Linked DNA regions of Homo sapiens: region 2 is linked to region 1. A link is an interaction called in ENCODE POLR2A ChIA-PET data of the cell type or tissue named here. Cell type or tissue: Panc1. All regions are shown on one strand. Links, peaks and the distances in the headings refer to the core of each region. The heading gives the core; the rest is flanking DNA.

The links. Peaks named below come from ENCODE experiments on the same cell type or tissue, not always from the same donor. Only the 100,000 strongest peaks of a DNase experiment are listed, where the experiment ranks them.
Region 2: POLR2A ChIA-PET joins it to region 1 with 13 read pairs; 4 of 35 experiments call an interaction of 5 or more read pairs at or near these places.

The regions. Positions count from the first base shown.
Region 1 is chr3:15,523,138-15,529,756 of GRCh38, forward strand. No RefSeq gene overlaps it. Among named protein-coding and RNA genes, the nearest start is that of COLQ, 4.7 kb to the left of the region's middle. In Panc1, for the core only: no CTCF peak of the experiment used is centred there; a DNase peak (open chromatin) is centred at 4,057.
Region 2 is chr3:15,607,575-15,614,193 of GRCh38, forward strand. All of the region lies in intron 1 of BTD (biotinidase), which reads left to right. Among named protein-coding and RNA genes, the nearest start is that of BTD, 9.1 kb to the left of the region's middle. In Panc1, for the core only: no CTCF peak of the experiment used is centred there; no DNase peak of the experiment used is centred there; H3K27ac peaks cover 3,801 bases.

The sequences.
Region 1 (6,619 bases), core at 1,765-5,764:
CTGCCACTTTAAAAAGTCTGGACTATTGAAGAGGCCACATGGAGGGGGAAGCAGCCAGCCTCCAGCTGTTCTGACTATCCCAGATGCAGCATCAACAGGCGAGTGAGGCCATTTTGGAACATCTAGCCCTGTCCTGGTCTCAGATGATGCCAGCCACAGGAGTGACCCCAAGTGAGACCCTCGAAAGAACTGCCCAGCCCAGATTACGAAGTCATGAGCAAATAAAACGGCTATTGTTTCAAACCAGTAAGTTTTAGGATGACTTGCTCATCAGCAATAGCTAACTGATACAGAGTTGATAAGGAAAGCTTTTGAAAGCATGAAAAATATACCTGAACTACATTCAAAATTTATAGGACAGATTAAAGAGAGGGTACCCCCATTTAGCTGCTCCCAAAATTTTTACAAGAAGGAGCTGTGATTGCTGGCCAAACTCAATCAGGACATTCTCAGGCTCACTCTTGTTAACTCCTGGAGCCCCAGCAGCCAGCTTCCAGTGGCTTGGAGAAGGTACAGTCTACCTGGGAGGAAGGTATCTTTTGAGTAACTTGGTGTCAGAATATGAATTTTTACTATCTAGCTCAGATTCCTCCTCTGCAAAGCCAGTATGACTTCTTCCTTCTCTCAGCACAAAGAATTCACCACTGACCATACCCTTGGAACAAATTCTGTCAATACGTCCTACCGGTGACACCTGCTGCTATTGTTTTTGAACACCACCTTGTGTTGCTATTTAGCTGGCATTAACATCCCTAAAGATAGGGGACTATCCCACAGCTCTATGTACTCTCAAGGCCCCCAGGACAGTCCTTGTCACCTAACAGATCCTCAACAATGTAAGTTACTTTGATCAAATCACACCACTGGGTAGGATGAAAAAAGAAGAACGTACAAAAGTAGCATAACTTTATGCTCCAGCTTTCTGCACAACTTGCATTTCCCCAGCACCCCTTGGAGCCTCTGCACATACAGCTGGGTGGCCTGCGCCTGATACAAGGGAGGGCTTTGGTGAGTATGGTGAGAGTGTGAGAGGGACTATGGATGGCCACCTTGAATTAGGACCCGCAGACAGAGAGGCTAAATTTATAATTCAAGTCACTGGAGAATGAGTCACTGCTGATCTAAAGTTACGACAGGAGCCTCTACCCTTTGAGGAGGCCCCAACACAGAGTTATTTATAAGGCCCCAATACTTATTAAACAATTTTTAGTAAATTTCCATTTCCTTAGGTATCTTATATTTTATGAACCTATTTCTTATAAGATTACCCTAACTGACCAAGACAGAAATTATCATCTTTCTTCAAATCCTCCTGGAAGGGCTCTGATGTTTCCAGAATCTAATAACATAGACTATTAGATTTGTCCAGAAGGAAACTATTTGAGATTTGAGAAAAGCTCACACCAATAAAGCCATTCAAAGTCAGAGTCTTCCCTCTCAGACCTTGTAGGCAGGACTGTACACTGGAAAACAATCTTTTGGCCCCATTAAACTTAAAATGCACATGCCGTCTGACCCAGAAGTTCTCAGAAATACTCATTCACTACCCAGTGGTTTAGGTGCAAGGGTGTGCATTGTTGCCTCAAGTTGGAAACAGCCTAACTGTCCATGAATGAAACATTGGTGGAATAAATCCTGGGACATCCATTCAAAATGTTATGCAGTGACTAGAAAGAATAAGGCAGTCTTTGCAACAAATGGTGCTGGAAAAATTTGACTTCCATATGCAAAACAAACAAATAAAAATAAAGATTAACCCTTACCTTGCCCCATGCATACAAATTATTTTAAAATAGACCACAGACCTAATTGTAAATGCTAAAATATTAAACTTACGGCAGAAAACAGGAGAAAATCTTAGTGACCCTGGGTTAGGTACAGATTTTTTAAATAAGATGCAAAATACAAATCTTAAATTTAAAAAAGTTAAATTGGACATTATAAAAACTTTAATGCTTCTGCTCTTCAAAATAGAATACTAAATTGGAAAGCCAAGCCAAAAACTAGGACGTAATATTTGCCAAACACATATATGATAAATGATTTGTAGCTAGAATATATTAAAACTTTCACAGCTCAATAATAATAAGATAAAAAACTTAATTAAAAGAAATGGCAGGCCAGACATGGCTCACACCTGTAATCTCAGCACCCTGGGAAGCCAAGGTGGGTGGATTACCTGAGGCCAGGAGTTTGAGACCAGCCTGGCCAACATGGTGAAACCCCATCTCAACACAAAATACAAAAATTAGCTGGGTGTGGTGGCACACACCAGTAATCCCAGGTACTCAGGAGGCTGAGGCACAAGAATTGCTTGAACCTGGGAAGCAGAGGTTGCAGTGAGCTGGGCTCACACCACTGCCCTCCACCCTGGGCAACAGAGCAAGACTCTGTTTCAAAAAAAAAAAACTGAAATGAAATAAAGAAATGGACACAGCCTGGACAACATGGCAAAACCCTGTATCTATGAAAAAAAAACAAAAAACAAAAAACAAAAAACAGAACTAGCTGGGTGTGGTGGTGCATGCCTGTAGTCCTAGCTACCTGGGAGGGTGAAGATAAGGGATCACCTGAGCCCAGGAGGTCAAGGCTGCAGTGAGCCATTACTGCGTCACTCCAGCCTGGGCGACAGAATGAGACCCTGTCTCAAAAAAGGGAGGGAAGGAAGGAGGGAAGAAGGGAAGGAAGGAAGGCAAAAGATGCGAATATATATTTCACCAAAGAAGATACATTAATGACAAATAAACATTTGTAAAGATACCCAACATCTTTAGTCATTAGGGAAATGCAAATTAAAACCACAGTGAGATACCACTACACACCTACTAGAATAGCTAAAATTTAAAAGACTGACAATACCAAGTGTTGGTGAGGATATGAAGCAACTGGAATTCTCAAACATTGCTAGTGGGAATGCAAAATGGTGTAACCACTTTGGAAAAAAATGTCAGTTTTTTATAAAGTCAAATATACACTTATTATACATCCAACAATTCTACTCTTCAGTATTTATCCAAGAGAAATGAAACACATGTCCACAGAAAGACTGTACATGAAAGTTCATAACCACTTCATTTGTAATAGCTAAAACTAGAAACAACCCAAATGGCCATCAACCAGTGAATGGATAAACAAACTGCATGTGTACATACAATGCAAAACTACTCAGCAATAAAATGGAATAAACTAAGTAACATGGAAGAATCTCAAGTGCATTATGCTAAGTGAAGGATGCCAGACACAACAGGCTACATACTGTATAATTCCATTAGTAGGACATTCTGGAAAAGGCAAAACTATGGGGCTGGAGAACAGATCCATGGTGCCAGGGGTTAGAATTGTGAGAAGAGAAGGGGGCCCAAGAGAACTAGCAGTGATGAAAATATTCTTTATCTTGATTAGAGTGGTTGTATATTTTGTCAAAATTCATCAAACCGTACTCTCAAAAAGGGTCAGTTTTATTATATGTACATTTTCCATCAGTAAACTTGACTTTAAAAAATAAGAAAAATGTCACATGTATGCACTGACATGGAAGATTGTCAATGGAACACTGTCGAGTGAAATAAGAAAGTGGCAGTATATCCGACCAAATTTCTGAACAAACAAGCAAATCTCTTTATCAGTTTTTATATGTGCGTAGAGAAAGATCTAGAATGATGTACATCCCACAGTATATGGGATAAGAGAAGATAAAAGGAGAATTCCCTTTTCAAGCTTATACATATTTGTATTAAAATTTTTACAATGAGCTTTATTTAACTTGTAATTTAAAAACAAAATTCTATTTTTACAAAATCAAGTTAGGGCGGCCTTAGGAGTAAAGAAAACAGCAGAAAGGAAAAAGGCGCCAATCCTGCATGCCCGAGGTCCAACAAGTCTTTTGCAGACGTGTTGTGAAGAGCAGAGAGTTATTGATTGGTCCTGGCAGAGAAACAGAGCTCTGAGCCTGGTCTCTCTGGCCCAGAATGGATGATACTTCAGTTATGCAGAGGTCATAGCCACCTCCCACCAGCAGGCGGGAGGCAAGCCTGGGCAACTGAGAAGCCCCAGGAAAGCCCCTCCTCACAGCTCACTGTTCCCTGGCAACTTGGTCTTAAATCAAAGCCAGAACTGATGGGGCCTGGGAATGCAAAGCATAGCTTCATCAGAGGGCCAGAAGAGCTAACGAGTCTGATAAGACCCATTAGACTTATCCAGGCATCTCGCCCATAGTTACATCTCCAGGGCCAGGAGCTTAGATTTCCTCACTTTCAGGGCAAAGATAGTAGGCTGGCCTTGAGCCATCTGGAGTGCAATCACAACACTAGCGACAGTAATCTTAACCAATACAGTGTTTTTCATACTATGCTGGGGGGTGTGCTCATTCTGAGATGCATGGTTTTTGAAAAGCAGAGGAGTTCATGGACATTAGGAAACCCTGCCTGTTTTATGTCACTGTTGGAAATTCACAACATTTATTGGCATATCAAAAACACTGAGAAGTCCGGCAGTAAAGAAATGCATTGACTTTGCTTTTACCCCAAACATATTTGACCCTCAAACCCATTTTTATTTAATTCTTATTATTTAGCTCCCCACTTTTCTCTTATCTACATGTTATACACTAAACATGTTACTGGTATGATAAATAATCGTATATAGGGCTTTATTTTGTATGAAATCCTTATCTTTTTTTCATTCGATAGTCATAAGTGAGGCAGCAAGACTAGAATTATAATTCCCATCTTACAGATGAGAAAACTGAGGCTTATGTGAAGTTCTGGGGACAGCAGCAGAGGTTCAGGTCATTGGCTGGCTGGAACAATGCCTAGCAAGACTAGATATGAAGCGTGCAGGCTGCTGAATGACACATCGAATCAGATGTCACCAGTGCTCTAGCCTTTAGGGCTAGACATGTTCTCCATGGAACACCAATCAACCTGTCTTTACCTGAAACCAGACTCAGAAAGGTTGTGAGTCCAAGAATCATTCAACTCTGAGGATGCAAAACCACATTCTTGGTAGGGAGACAGGACATAAGGGAAGGCCAGGGACTTCCGAGGAGACCCCAAAATGCTTTATGACAACCCGAGGATTGATGGTTCTTGAACTAAAGCCCATAGGAAGGAAAAACATCCTGAATCCTGAACAAATAAATCCTAACGTTATTTATTTCAAGAATCATAGGAATAAGTAAGCTCATAATATTTAGTAAGCCACCAAAGGGCGAAACAAATCTGCCTCGCTCTTTCAGGTGGAGCTTGCCCCAGATTTCCCCTAAGGTGAACCCTGGGAAACTTAGGTGACATTCACTGCGAACTCTCTAGCCAGTTCAAATGCATATTCCTAGTATACTATTTGTACTTAACACAAGCTAATTGCAAATTTTTATTTTTATATATTTATTGAAATAATATTACCACCCACAATCCCATCACCTCCCCCAACACCCTCAGCCCATCACCGGCCCCCTACCCCAATCCCAGTCCCCAACCACACCACCTTGCCTCCTGGAGAGATGGTTCCTCTTGCATTTGAGGAGATTGGATGGGGTGGGGAGGAAGGCCCACCTAGCAACTTGATTTGGCCCAAAGCCATTTTCAAAGCTTGGATCTTGTCTCTGCCCAGCTAAAGGTGGAGATCAAGGGCATGTGGCTGTGTTTGGCAAAACCTTTAATAACAATAGGCTAATGCTGACCAAGACTGAGAAGTAAAGGGTAAGAAAGGGAACCACTCTTACTGCATATAATTATGCATCCTGCATCCCAGTTATGAGAAGAGAGAGCTTAGCCAATATGCGCAATAATCAGGCACTGCTAGGGAGTATCGTAGAGTCACCTACTAGCTGAGGCTGGCTGTGTAGGAAATAATCTCCTCAGAGATGGACAAGAACATACATAGGCACCCACGCTGCTCCAATGAAGCCTTACAATCCCTGTGACAAGGAGGTTCCTCCCATCCTGCAGGTTGTAGTACAAGTCGCACAAACCTGAGGTCACAGTATGTTCTGTATTTAATCCACTTAAGGCCTTAAAGTGCTTTAAAAATACTCAGCCACAGGGAAAGGGTTATCTCCAAGGCCAAAATGTAAACATATGCAATCTCAGGTAAGAGGAACAGGTGATTTTTTTTTAAGTACAAGAGAGATTAAAAATTTTCCACCCAGTTATCATGGATTATGTGGCAATCTGTTTCCTTATATAAAGAGTTACTAAATGTAACTGTGAAGTTTTAAAACCACAAGAGTGTCCTCAGGAAGTAGATGAACAAGGTTAAACTAGAGAAGACAGAAACAGAAAAGCAATGATTCAGGAAGGTAAGAGAGAGGTCAGAGAATTCATTCACTCATTATTTTTCTGTTTTCCTGTTATTTATTTATTTATTTATTTTGGAGACAGAGTCTCACTTTGCCACCCAGGCTGGAGTGCAGTGGCACAATCTCAACTCACTGCAACCTCTGCCTCCCATGTTCAAGACATTCTTGTGCCTCACTTTCCGAGTAGCTGGGATTACAAATGTGCACCTCCATGCCCGGCACATTTTTTTGTGTATTTAGGAGAGACGGGGTTTCACCATGTTGGCCAGCTGGTACTGAACTCCTGGCCTCATGTGATCCACCTGCCTCGGCTTCCCAAAG
Region 2 (6,619 bases), core at 1,762-5,761, 84 kb after region 1:
TAAAAATCCTTGTGATTATTTTAAAGCATAACACTAGCTGAACTTGTGATTAAGTATTCTCACAAATGTATTATCAAAATGTGAAATGTTTACTTATCAAATGAGGAAATGAATCAAGGTCATTTGTGATACATTATAGAAGCTAAAAATGAAATTGCCTGACATAAGATAAAACTGATACTGAATATCTTAAAAATAAAAAGGCGGAAACAACAAAAAAAGGAGTCTATGTAGAACACTATTTTTTATAGCAATGCAAAAACTGTACAGCCGGAAATGTGTTGTAGGAAATATGTCAACATAGGAAGTAAAATAATGTAATGAAAAGGTTCTTTGAATAAAGTGGGTTAAATTGATTTTCTTTGCTTCTCATTAAATCTGTGGACTTCAGAGTACCAAAGCTCAGCAACAGGCTTGAAACAAACCCAGTGAAAAGCAACTTTATTATTGAGCTGAGGATTGATATCAGTAATAACTCATTAATAAAAAAGCTTGATAATAAAAACTCCCAGTGCCTGATGCCAGCTGACAGACACTGGGAGTTTTCCCAGGTACCCTGTGACCTAGAGAAAGCTTGGATTCCTGCCTTTGGCTTGGGCTGGCAAGCCCTGTGCCTTTACTCTACATTTTAATGCCAGGGAGACCTGGAACTGGAGAAGGGAGTGCTGTGGGAAGAAAACAGAAGGAATGTTGTTCCCTTGTTTTAGCTTTGTGTTCATCCATTATGGGTTTTGGGTTTTTTTGTTTTTTGTGTTTTTTTAAGAACATTTGAGATAGTTTGACAGCAGCAGTCATTACATCACTGACGAGGACGTTTACTTGTGTAAAATGCACCAGGAAATAGTGACAACTGTATGTTGTGCTATGAGGATGTAAGAGATTTATCTCAAATGGCTTAGAAATCAAAATATAGGTCAGTGCGGTGGCTCACACCTGTAATCCCAACACTTTGGGAGGCCAAGGCAGGCGGATCACGAGGTCAGTAGATTGACACCATCCTGGCCAACATGGTGAAACCCCGTCTCTACTAAAAATACAAAAATTAGCTGGGCATGGTGATGTGCGCCTGTAATCCCAGCTACCGGGGAGGCTGAGGCAGGAGAACCACTTGAACCCAGGAGTTGGAGGTTGCAGTGAGCCGAGATTGCGCCCCTGCACTCCAGCCTGGCGACAGAGCGAGACTCCGTCTCAAAAAAAAAAAAAAAAAGAAATCATAGTATTTCTCCGTATGATGGAATTCCATACTCGGGGGAGTGTCCCACAGGGTAGGCAAGCAGCTATCACCCATGTAATATGGTACTAGTGTTGAAATATTTTCTGTTTTCACTTGCTTCTTCTGCCATTAGCATTCATTACAGCCCTTTCCTTTAACTTTTTAATTTGTACTTTATTGCTTTGTTTTGATAATAATCTATTCTCCATGTCAGCAAAACAAAGATTTATCTCTAGGGAAGAATCTCTGAGTGATTCCCAGGGTTTGGGGGTTGAACTGGGGACATCTTCATGATGAACTTAAGCCCTTAAACTTCTTTTTACATCATAACGTTTGAGTTCTTCTTTGGAGCTTAGCTGTGATTTATTCTTTTCACTTCAAAAAAAATACATTTAACATTTATGACATCTTTCAGACACATGAATAGGATCAGAGATTAATATACACCCATGTACCCAGCCCCTGGCTTAAGAAATACATCACAAATATAATGAAACCCCCGTGTGTCCTTTCCCCATTACACCTCCTTTCCTGTCCTACAGAGGTAACCACTATCTTGAATTTGGTGTTTGTAGTTCCCACATTATCCATTCTTTAGATGATCGATATTTGGTCATTTTTAGTTTTTTTGGAAACAGTGTGCTCTGAAATTCTTGCATGTTTCCTTCTTGTGCACATGTGTGAGAGTTTCTACATATATATCAAGGTGGAGGTCATCATCATTTGATCTCCAAAGTATTGTACCAATTTATACTCCCAACATTTGTGTATGAGAGCTACCCTTTCTCCATAGTCTCAACTGTGGAGCTTTAAAAATTTTTAAATGTGAAATGGCTTCTCAGTTCCATTTCTCTGACTACAAATGAGGTTAAGTTATATTTGTATATATATATTGGCCATGCGTGTTTCTTTTTCTGTGAATTACGTGTTTACATCTGTTGCACATTTCCTTATTGGATTATCTTTTGCTTTTTGATTTGTAGATGTCCTTTATGTATTCTGAATGCTAATTATTTGTCTTTTAACTTTGTTAATAGTGATTTTAGAGGTATAAAGGGTTTTTTTATAGTCACATTTGACAACTGGTCTTCCTTATTTTTTTTTTAATTTTTTTATTTTTTTGGTAACTTGCTAAAGAAAACTTTTTGTAACCTGAGGTTATGAAGATTTTTTTCTATATCAAAAAGTGTAAAGTTTTATTTTTCATATTTAAGTCACTACCTGGAATTGATTTTTGTTTGTTGAGAAGTAAGAATCCATATAATATGTCAATTAGATTTGCTGTGTAATTAACCACCCCAAAACTTAGTGGCTTAAAAGAACCACCATTTATTTAACATATATTCCTATGAGGCTGGTCTCAACTGGGCTCACCCATGTATCTGTTAGTCAGTTGCCAGTGAACTGAGTCACTCAGCCCCTGGAGGTTAGCTGGTTGTCCACTGGGATAGCGGGCATATTGCCAGTGAGCCACATAGCTCTACCACTCAGCAGGCTAGCTGGACTTCTTCATTGGATGGCAGCAGGTTGCAAAAGGGAATGAGCCTCATTGTGCAAGCCTCTATGTGCGGTGTTTGCTAACATCTCATTAGCCAAAGCAAGTTATGTGGCTGGGCTCAGACTCTAAGTTAAAGGCATTCGAGTTACATGATAATGGAACATGGATACAGAGAGGGGAGAAATTGCTGGCCTTTTTTATAGTCAATTTACCATAACATCCAGTTGTCCAAGCACCATTCATAATATAGTTCATTCTCATCCCAGTGATACATAATTTCCCCTCTGTGGAATGTCAAGCTCGCATATTTATGGGAGTATTTCTGTACTCTCTGTTCTTTTCCTATCCTAACACCAATCCCACACTATCTTAATTTCTGTGTTTTTAAAATAAGTCTTGATGTTGGTAGGACAAGTAGTCCCTGGACTTCATTCTTTTGAAGCCATCTTGTTTATTATATTAATTTTAAGCAACTAGAGGGGATGGAAGAGGAACCTTTAGATTAAAAGAGATTTAAAAGATAGGGTATTTTTTAATGGACAAGACTAAACTACAGTGTCTAGGGATGCACATTGGGTGATAAAGCTATTTTAAAAAACAAAGAAGTGATGAGTATAAAAGTCAGGGTCATGGTTACTTGATCCCTCATGGGTAATGTTGTCAGATTTAGAAAAAAAAAAAAAAACAGGACTCCAAAACTCCCAGTTGAATTTGAACTTTAGATGAACAATGCATAATTTTTTTTAGCGTAAGTATGTTCCAACATATTTATCTGAAAGTTAAATTTAACTGGGCCACCTGTATTTTACCTGGAAAAATCCTGATTTTATTCAAGGTGATAATGCAGTTTACATTGCCCAGCCTTCCTTGTAGCTAGGAGTGGTCACGCGTCCACACATGGGCCAAAGCAATTTAAATAGGAGTCACTGGGCAGGGCTTTTAGGAAAGCTGATGAAACTGGCAAGTACCCTCTGTACTCTTCCTCTGTACAACATGATAATTGGAGTTGTAGAAGTCATTTTGGAACCACAAGATGACTCTGAAAATGGAAGCTACATGCCAAGAAGTTAGGCCCAGAAAGAGAGGGATCCTGGGTCCTACATGACTCTTGCCTTTGTCAGGTTTTATTATCAGATTTTTATCACTTCATAAGAAAAAAATGCCTTCTTTTACTATATTCTCACACACATTGAGTAGCATTAGGATTATTTTTTCCTTTATAGTTAGAAAGAATTCTTCTAGAAACTATTTGGGCCTGTTTTGAGGGTGGAGAATGGGAGGGAATGATTGTTTGATAACTATTTCTTCTATGATTGTTGGCATGGTTTAGTTTTTTCTTTTATCCGAAGTTTTGGTAAAAATATATTTTTCAGTCCCAGCTACTCTGGAGGCTGAGGCACAAGGATTGCTTGAATCCAGGAGGCAGAGGTTGCAATGAGCTGAGATTGCACCACTGCACTCCAACCTGGGTGATGGCGTGAGACAGTCTCAAAAAAAAAAAAGAAAAAACAAATAATGTATTTTTTTTCTAGGAAACTACTCGTCTAAATTTTCTAGCTTATCAATATAGGATTGAATGAGGTGATTATTCTTTTTTAAAAAAAATTCTTCTGCATTTATAGATTTCTCTTTGTTTTGTATATTTGTTTCTCTTTTTTTTCTTAATTAGGCTAGCCGATCATTTGTCTTTACCTTTTTTTTTCTCTAAACAACAACTCCTTGGACATACTTATTCATTCTGTCATTTTTCTGTTTTCTAATTTAATTTCCACTCTTATTTTTATTTCCTTCCTTTTGCTTTCTTGAGCATGCCATTACTCTTTTCCTCACTGTTACCACCTTTTGTTAGTTTTACAATTTCTACATTGCCAGAGTTAATAACATTTGCACTGTGTTCTATAAATATAATCCTCATGTTTATTTTACATTCAAGGCTCTTGCCAGTTTTTCCATTCACCTCTTAATTGGCCGAAGATTACCCTCTATGCATTTTTTCAAAGAAGGCTGATGAGACTGATGAGAATAATAGTCCCTGAGTTCTTATATTTTCATACCTATTATCTGGTTTTTTTCTTTACTTCAACCATAGGTTGGCATAATATATAATTTCTGGCTTATATTTTATTTTCTGGAAGGATTCTATAGGCTTTTACTGGCATTGATGTTATTGTAGTAAAGTCTGAGGACAGCCTGATTATTTTGCCCCTAATAAATACCCTTGATCTTTTTATTTAGCTTCCCAAATGATTCTTACTTTATCTTTGAAGATCAAGAATTTTGCTAGGCTATCTGCCGATGTTGATGTTCTGTTCCTTTCTTTCTTGAGTTTTGCTATCTCTTTTCAAGCTATAAATTGAAATATGCTTTTATTTCTGGTGAGTTTTCTTCAATTACATCTTTAATTTTTTTTTTTTTTGCTTCATTATATGTTGTCTATTGTTGTATAAAAATTTACCCTACGACCTATTCAGCAGCTTAAAACAAGACCCATTTATTATCTCAAAGTCTCTATGTGTCAGGAGTCTGAGCATAGTTTTACTGGATCCTCTGGTCAGCATCTCACAAGGCTACAGTGAAGTTGTCAGCTGACCTCATGGTCTCATCTGAGGCTGAGTTTTCTTCCAAATTCAACTGATCGTTGAAAGAATGAATTTCCTTGCAGTTGTAGTATTCATGGTGGCTTGCTTCTTCAAGGTCAGCCGGGGAGAGAGTGTGTCTGAAATCTTGGAGCACCCCAGTTCTTTTTTTAAAGACCTGATTAATTCAGACCCACCAGGGTAATCTCTTTTGATTAACTAGATTAACTGGCTTGGGATTTTAACTACATATGTGAAAGCCCTTCACCTTTGTCATATTCTATTGGCTAGTAACAGAGTACAATTTCCACCTGCACTCAAGAAAAGAGGATTATACAAGGAGTCACCTTAGGGTGTGTCCACCACACATTATTTTTTTCTTTTATGCATTTTCCAATTATGCATATGATGGATCTCGTTCACTGTTCTCCCTGTCTATCATTTTCTGTGGACTCCTTTTCAATTCTGTATTTCCATTCATGTTGCTTATTTATTTACAGCATCATCTGATTTCTTTTGCTGCTTCTATCTTTGCCATAATTTCTTGATGTTTTAATTTTTTCTTCTGCTTCTTTCCTGAGCCCTGCCAGATAATATTTCATCTGTCTCCCAGCTTTCTATTCCCCACTCCCTTCTCCCTTCTCTCTTCTTCCCTCTTCCCCCTCCTTACCTTCTCCTCTTCTCCTCCTTTCCTCCCCTTCTCCCCTTTTTCCCTTTCATCTTTTAATTCTCTTGGTCTATTTTGTGCTTTTATTTAATATAAGCAGTTTTTTTTCACTCGTGGCAGAATGTTTTGTCACAGTTTTTATTTGTGTTGTGGCAATTTTCTGGGGTATAACCTTTGTTTTCGTATAGTATCTTTCAAAAGATCTTGAGCTTTTTATTTACTCATTTTTGAGTGAGTTTTTCCTCTACTGTAGGAGGTTTATGTGTGAACAAGGCCATTCTGGTTCACAGTTATTTTTTCTTAGCACATTTAAGATTTTGTTTTCTTACTTCTATTGTTACTCTTGAAAAGTCTGCTGTTTTCAAATCACCATATCTTTGAAGGCAATCTCTCTTCCCTCTGGTTGCGTCTAAGATTTTTTTCTTCTTCAAATATTTCGTGTTCTGGTTTCTTTATGTTGTGTATAGATTTCTTTTTGGTTGTCTTGAATCTATGGATTTCTGTATTTTATTATTAAAATTCTCACCTATTATACCTTCAAACATGTGTAATGTGTCATGTGTCATTTTATGTATTTTCTCCCTCTTTCTTTCTTTCTTTTTTTTTTTTTTTTAAGTCAAGGTCTTGCTCTGTCGCCCAAGCTGGAGTACAGTGGCACAGCCGTA